Regions from separate parts of the Mus musculus genome. Here region 2 is linked to region 1. Evidence: chromatin loops called from intact Hi-C (ENCODE). Cell type or tissue: heart. All regions are shown on one strand. Links, peaks and the distances in the headings refer to the core of each region. The heading gives the core; the rest is flanking DNA.

The links. Hi-C counts contacts between places; a loop is a spot of excess contacts. Peaks named below come from ENCODE experiments on the same cell type or tissue, not always from the same donor. Only the 100,000 strongest peaks of a DNase experiment are listed, where the experiment ranks them.
Region 2: it touches region 1 in a loop (16-fold over the local background); 4 of 42 quality-filtered maps call a loop at or near these places.

Annotation. Positions count from the first base shown.
Region 1 is chr1:172,081,089-172,083,997 of GRCm38, reverse strand. It overlaps Ncstn (nicastrin), which reads left to right and starts at 1,249. Exons shown (of 17, transcript NM_021607.3): 1 at 1,249-1,397; 2 at 2,682-2,786. The coding sequence starts at 1,316. It overlaps Copa (coatomer protein complex subunit alpha), which reads right to left and starts at 1,469. Exons shown (of 33, transcript NM_009938.4): 1 at 1,049-1,469. The coding sequence starts at 1,088. In heart, for the core only: a CTCF peak has its summit at 1,265; a DNase peak (open chromatin) is centred at 1,227; H3K4me3 peaks cover 2,166 bases; H3K27ac peaks cover 2,001 bases.
Region 2 is chr1:172,375,133-172,378,041 of GRCm38, reverse strand. Pigm (phosphatidylinositol glycan anchor biosynthesis, class M) reads right to left here and starts at 1,511. Exons shown (of 1, transcript NM_026234.4): 1 at 1-1,511. The coding sequence starts at 1,343. The coding sequence ends at 72. In heart, for the core only: no CTCF peak of the experiment used is centred there; DNase peaks (open chromatin) are centred at 861 and 1,661; H3K4me3 peaks cover 2,210 bases; H3K27ac peaks cover 1,502 bases.

The DNA.
Region 1 (2,909 bases), core at 304-2,803:
TCTCTTCTTCTTTTTTTGCCATTTCGAGATAAGGTCTCTCTATGTAACCCTGGTGGTACTAAGAATTCTTACTGGCACCCTTTATAATCAAATTTCCCATGACACTTAGAAACTGCCCAGAATATAGCCTCCATTAAAGAACCTCCAGTTTCTGAATTACTAAGTCTTGCCAGGCACTATTATAAACACAGTTAATGTACTTTCTCATTTTAATTCTCTTTATAAGAAAGTGTTAACTATCCTTATTTTTAAAGATAAGAATATAGAGATTTAGAGATAGTAAGGAGACACCTTAAGGCGGCTTGTTAGTAGACGTTTCAGAATTCCTAAGCAAGTCTGACTGACTCCAATAAACAAATTCTGAACCACTTCACTATAATGCATATCATGAAATAGTCCAGATATATTTTTTATCAGATTTCCATAGACTTAATTTTTCTAATATCGACATTTTCAAAGAGTGTGATCTCAGGCCTTTGTCTTTCAAGACTTATCACCAAAAATTTAGCTGTTTACCTGGTATTCAAATCTAACACAAAGCATCTGTATTTCACCGGACAATCTTACCCAGGCTCGGGACCTGGTGGGGCAGTAGGCCTCCATTCTCTCACTCCAAATAGGCCAAAAATAAATAAATAAATAAATAGTCCAGCGGAAGCACTGGACATGGAAATGGAGCAGACGGGCTACTGGAGTAGCCAGTGACAGAAGCTGAGACTCAAACCCCAGAAACACTCCATACAACCTGGTTATCAGAAAGCATCCAAGTCATAAGGCCTTAAGAACAGAAAGGGCTGGCACACCCCCCCAGAAGAGGTGGCTGGAAGGAGTAGGGAGCCGGCCTAAGGTTAACGAGCCACGACACGATAAGTTCCAGGACATACGAAGCAGCACGGACTGCAGACTACTCCACTAACCCTAAGCCGCTCCCTCGGTTATTCCTCCGGGTTCTTCCAGGAGGCCCGACGCGGTCAGCGAGTCCTGCCTTAGTGACAGCACCACTACCCCCAACACCCAACCTCCGCTGTTCCCGTTTCTTCTCCACTACCTTTGACCCGCGCGCTCTTCGTCTCGAATTTGGTTAGCATCCTTCAGGCCTCGGGCTCCTAGGTCAGGTTAGCGGGTCCCGCCGCTCCCGGTGGCACTCCCAAGGCTTCCACGTCAGCTACTCCCGGGTCGCGGCTCCCGGAAGCTCCTCGGACAAGGACTTCCGGTCTCTGGAGCGCTGGGCCACAGAGACGATGCTAGCGGAAGCCTAGAGAGGCCGCTACGAGTCTGGAAGGGACCTGAGGCTTCCGCCCAGCGGAGAGGCAAGATGGCTACGACTAGGGGCGGCTCTGGGCCTGACCCAGGAAGTCGGGGTCTTCTTCTTCTGTCTTTTTCCGTGGTACTGGCAGGTGAGGTCACCCCACCCCGGAGCTCTGGTCTTTAAGAGGAGCCGTCCGGAACGGCCCATCGCTAGTGCAGGCAATGCCCTTCTGGTTCCGATTGCCCCTCTGTCCCCCGCCCTGGAAATCCTTCTTGTCTTTCGTTCCCATGACATAAGTTCCTCCTTTGCCTGGACCTGCATTTCCTTAGTTCTCTCCAGCCCTTTTCTGGGTTTCCAGCCTGATTCTCTTCAACCTTTCTCGCATGCCTCGTTCTCTGTTTAAAGCCCAGCCACCCCATCAGCCATCAAAAGGGACAGGTGTGAAAAGCTCAGCCCCCTTCCTCCGGTTTAGTATGTTTGAGATCAAAACAGTCTCGTTTCGTGGTCTTTGTGCGACGTTGAAAAAATGAGAGCCCCCGTTTCCTCCTGTTGGTTCTAGCCTAAATTTGTGTTCCTTGTTTTCTTAGCTTACTAAAGTGAGGCTAACGTTAGCTTAGCTGCTTTAAACTGTTAAGAGGGAAGTAATGATTCAAGGAATCTTAGACGTTTAATGTATATGAATATTTTCTTTTTTTCCAATCTAATGTCTATTTAGTGATCTTTAAATTATGAAGTACAATCAGTAACACACCTGTAATTATTTATAGTGTGTTCAACTAAGAGTTAAGCAAAGATATATATATATATCTTTCTAGGTAAGCCCTGAAATGCAGCCATTTCCTTGTATAGCCATGACTCCGTCTTTCTCAACATTCACATTGCTTTTGATTAGCTTCAAGGGAGGAACTGTAGCTGTCCCATACTCTAGGTGTGTGGGCAAATGGTCTGATATTTCATTAACTGACCAGGTGTGTGGCATAACGTTTCTTCTCCTAGGTCTGTTCAGATTCTTAGGTGGTTTTTGTTGTTAGTGCTTTTCTTTGTTTGGTTTTGGCAATCTATATTCTTAGACCAGAGCTCTTTTGATAACTAATTAGTAATGTACAGGCAAGCTAAAAGAAGCAGACTTGTTTAGCCCTGAAACTTGACGCCGGCACATCTGAAGTCAAAGACTTTTGACAATCACCTTTTAGCTTTATAATTAATCGATCATCATGGAGTCTAATAACTTTCTAAAATACACAGCTAGGTCCTCTTTACAATACTTATGTTCCAATAATGTGGCCAAGAAGTGAAAAGAATGATCATTAATCTTGTGTTAGACAGTATGATCGTGAATGCTTTACTGAAACCATGAATCGAGCTGATGATGATAGAGGCTAATACCAAATTATCTTTCACTTTTTCCTAATACTGTTTATCTTCTGATCAGGATTGTGTGGGGGAAACTCAGTGGAGAGGAAAATCTACATTCCCTTAAATAAAACAGCTCCTTGTGTCCGCCTGCTCAACGCCACTCATCAGATTGGCTGCCAGTGTAAGTTGGAATTGGAATTTGTATTTGTGGTCATTAATAATTCAGTTTGTATCCTGGATACTCAGAAATACTCATATCCTGCTTAGGAGTCTTGGCATTCAAATTACAGTGTATGTATAGAAG
Region 2 (2,909 bases), core at 191-2,690, 290 kb before region 1:
GGAGGAGAAAAATTCCAAAGCCTCCTAGTCCATACGGCAAAATCAGAATGTTGCAGAAGATCCAGAACACATTAGTCGTATTTGATTCTCTCCGTTAGGCGGTCCTCCTTGTAATGGGAAATAATCTGAATCAGTATGGAACAGTTGATCAGAAGGAAGAACAAACCGGCTAACCAAATAAACAGGAAGGTGTTCTTTCCTTGAAACTCTAGAACATATGCAGGAGCCAGCCATAAGGCCTGTCCTATGAACCAGAACAGTAAGAGGACTACGGCTCTTTTCCAAGGCATCCTCACCAGTGGCATCACCAGAGGCAGAAGGCAGAGATACCAAAGAAAGTACTGAGAGGTGCAGACTTTGTTAAAAGTCACAAAAATGGACGTATGAAGGAAACAGCAGAAGACAAGGTCTCTGTAGTAGGCGAAAGATGCGGCTGACAGCAAGATGAACTGTGGCAGGAACGCCGCAATCCCCAGAGTAAAACTCCACTTGCTCTCGGCAGTCAAATACAGCATATAGAAGTACGGAGAGAAATTATGGCGGATATCCCTCCTAGTTAGGTGATAAAAGTAGGTGTGCTCCAAAAACTCCCAACCGTACTTATAGTAAAAACCGAAGCTCAGGGCAACAAACGTGAGCCCTGCAACTGCTACGAAAAGCAGCACTGCCCAGCTACACAGCCTCCTCAGGAAGTCGTACAAACGAGCCTGGAAAGAGAACCGGGCTTGCCGGAGACGCTCGTCATCGTCGCGCTCGGGCCGCAGATGGAGCGCTATGGGGAGGATGTAGGTCACCGGGTACATCTTCATGTGCACCGCGAAGCCATAGAACACCGCGGCGCACGCGATGAGCCGTTTCTCTATGAAGTACAGGGTCGAGAGAACCAGGGAGGCGACGATGGAGTCCGCGTTGCCCCGGCTGGACACCGCCATGGGCAAAGGGTTGAGAAGCCAGAAGACGCAGTAGCCACAGGCTTGGCGGCGCCCCAGCCCCTTGAGCAGCAGCAGGCGGTACAGGAGGAAGGCGGTGAGGAGATCGCAGCTGATGAAGAGAAACTTGCCGAAGAGTTCGCTGAGGTAGACGTTGGGGGTGAGGAGCCAGCTCAGGAGCGGGGTGTAGCGGTAGGTCGCCCGCAGGTACGGGGAGCGCCCTTCCGTGACGAAGCGCGCGGCGTCCGTGAACACGTGGTAGTCTATGTCGGTGTACCTCACCAGCAGAGTCCGGTCCTGGAAGACACCGTAGAAAACCAGGGCGACCCGGGCCAGGAAGGCCACGCCGAACACCCCGGCGGGCGGCACCCGAAAGTTCAGGATCCATTCCCCCCAGTGCATGGGGTAGCTCATGGTCCGAGTGCGGGCCACCCGCCCGGCCCGGCCCGGCCCCGGGTCCACACTGCGCCCCTCTCGCTAACCGTCCTCGGGCTGACGCCTCTCAGCCGCCGGGAGCATCTCCTCTGCTACAGCACCGACAGGAAGAACCGAGGAATGATCACTTCCGGCACCCCAAGTCCCGCCCCCACGGTACTTCCGGCCTCCAGCCCCGCGCGGGCTCTCAGCTGTCTCCGCGGAACGATTGCCTTCCTCGGGATTGGCTGTCTAGCGTCCGCAGCTTCCTCCGGCGAAGGCGGGATTTCCGGTCCCTTATTGGCGACGCTTCCGCTGTCCGGAAATCCCGGAGTGGCTGAGATGTCGTGGACCTGGGACCTGGGTGAACTTTGTTTTTAGTAACCAGAGCTTCCGCGTTCCCAGCTCAGATCTACGGAGGAGGACGCTGAACACAGTGAGCTGCTACCTGCTGCTACTTACATCCCGCCCAACTGGCTTGGAGGACTGAGAGTGGGAAATACAGATGGAAAGAATAAGCCTAAAATAAAATAGTCTTTTTACCCTGATAAGAAGGTTCCTCCTACCGAAATACGTCTAGATTGTCTCCCCTGGAGTACTGTCAACTCCGTTCTTTTCAAGAACTCTTCAACTAGGTCAAAATCGGCCGTCAACCCACTCCGTTCACCCTACCACTATTAGTTTCTTGCCAAAGACTCCAACTCTTTCATTCTTTTCCTGATTTCTTACTGCACTTATAATTGACTTTTTAAAACTTCATACTCTTTTTTTTTTTTTTTTCTGGTTTTTCGAGACAGGATTTCTCTGTATAGTCCTGGCTGTCTTGGAACTCACTCTGTAGACCAGGCTGGCCTCGAACTCAGAAATTCGCCTGCCTCTGCCTCCCAAGTGGTGGGATTAAAGGCGTGCGCCACCACGCCGGGCCAAGAACTTCATACTTTATTTTACAATGTTTTCAGTTTCAAGTAAATTGTTCGTGAGAGTAGAAAGTATTTCTTTATTTCTTTGTACTTTCTTGTAATGTATTACAGTCTCAGACGCATGGTAACTGACGCAGACTGCCTTGATCTTACAAACTGAGCCTGCCCCTAGGGAATGTCTTCTAGATTACCATAGAAGTGGCTCCATTCGGCCTAGACATCTCTCATCCTACACTTCACATTTATCCTTTGAGTGAGCCGTATTAACCTCTAGTCATAGTCTGGTATGTCTGTGCTTTGATGTAATTACATGGTGTAGATTAATAACTACCTCTATTGGTTTTTTACTATGCATTGCCCATAATATACTGTGATAACACATTACCATTCAAATAACCTTATAACTAAATTGTAGGGTTCTTGAGAGTAGAAAGTATGTATTTCTTTGTACTTCCTTGCATTACAGTTGCAGGCACATGGTAACTGACACAGACTGTCTGGCTTGATCTTAGAAGTCGAGCCTGTCAAGAGTTATTTGAATGATACTGTGTTATCACAGTATACGTGGCCTAAATTATCATAATTGTTATTTGTTAAGGACTTATTCCCAGTTGTCAGACATACTAACTACTTTTTAATGTAAAGT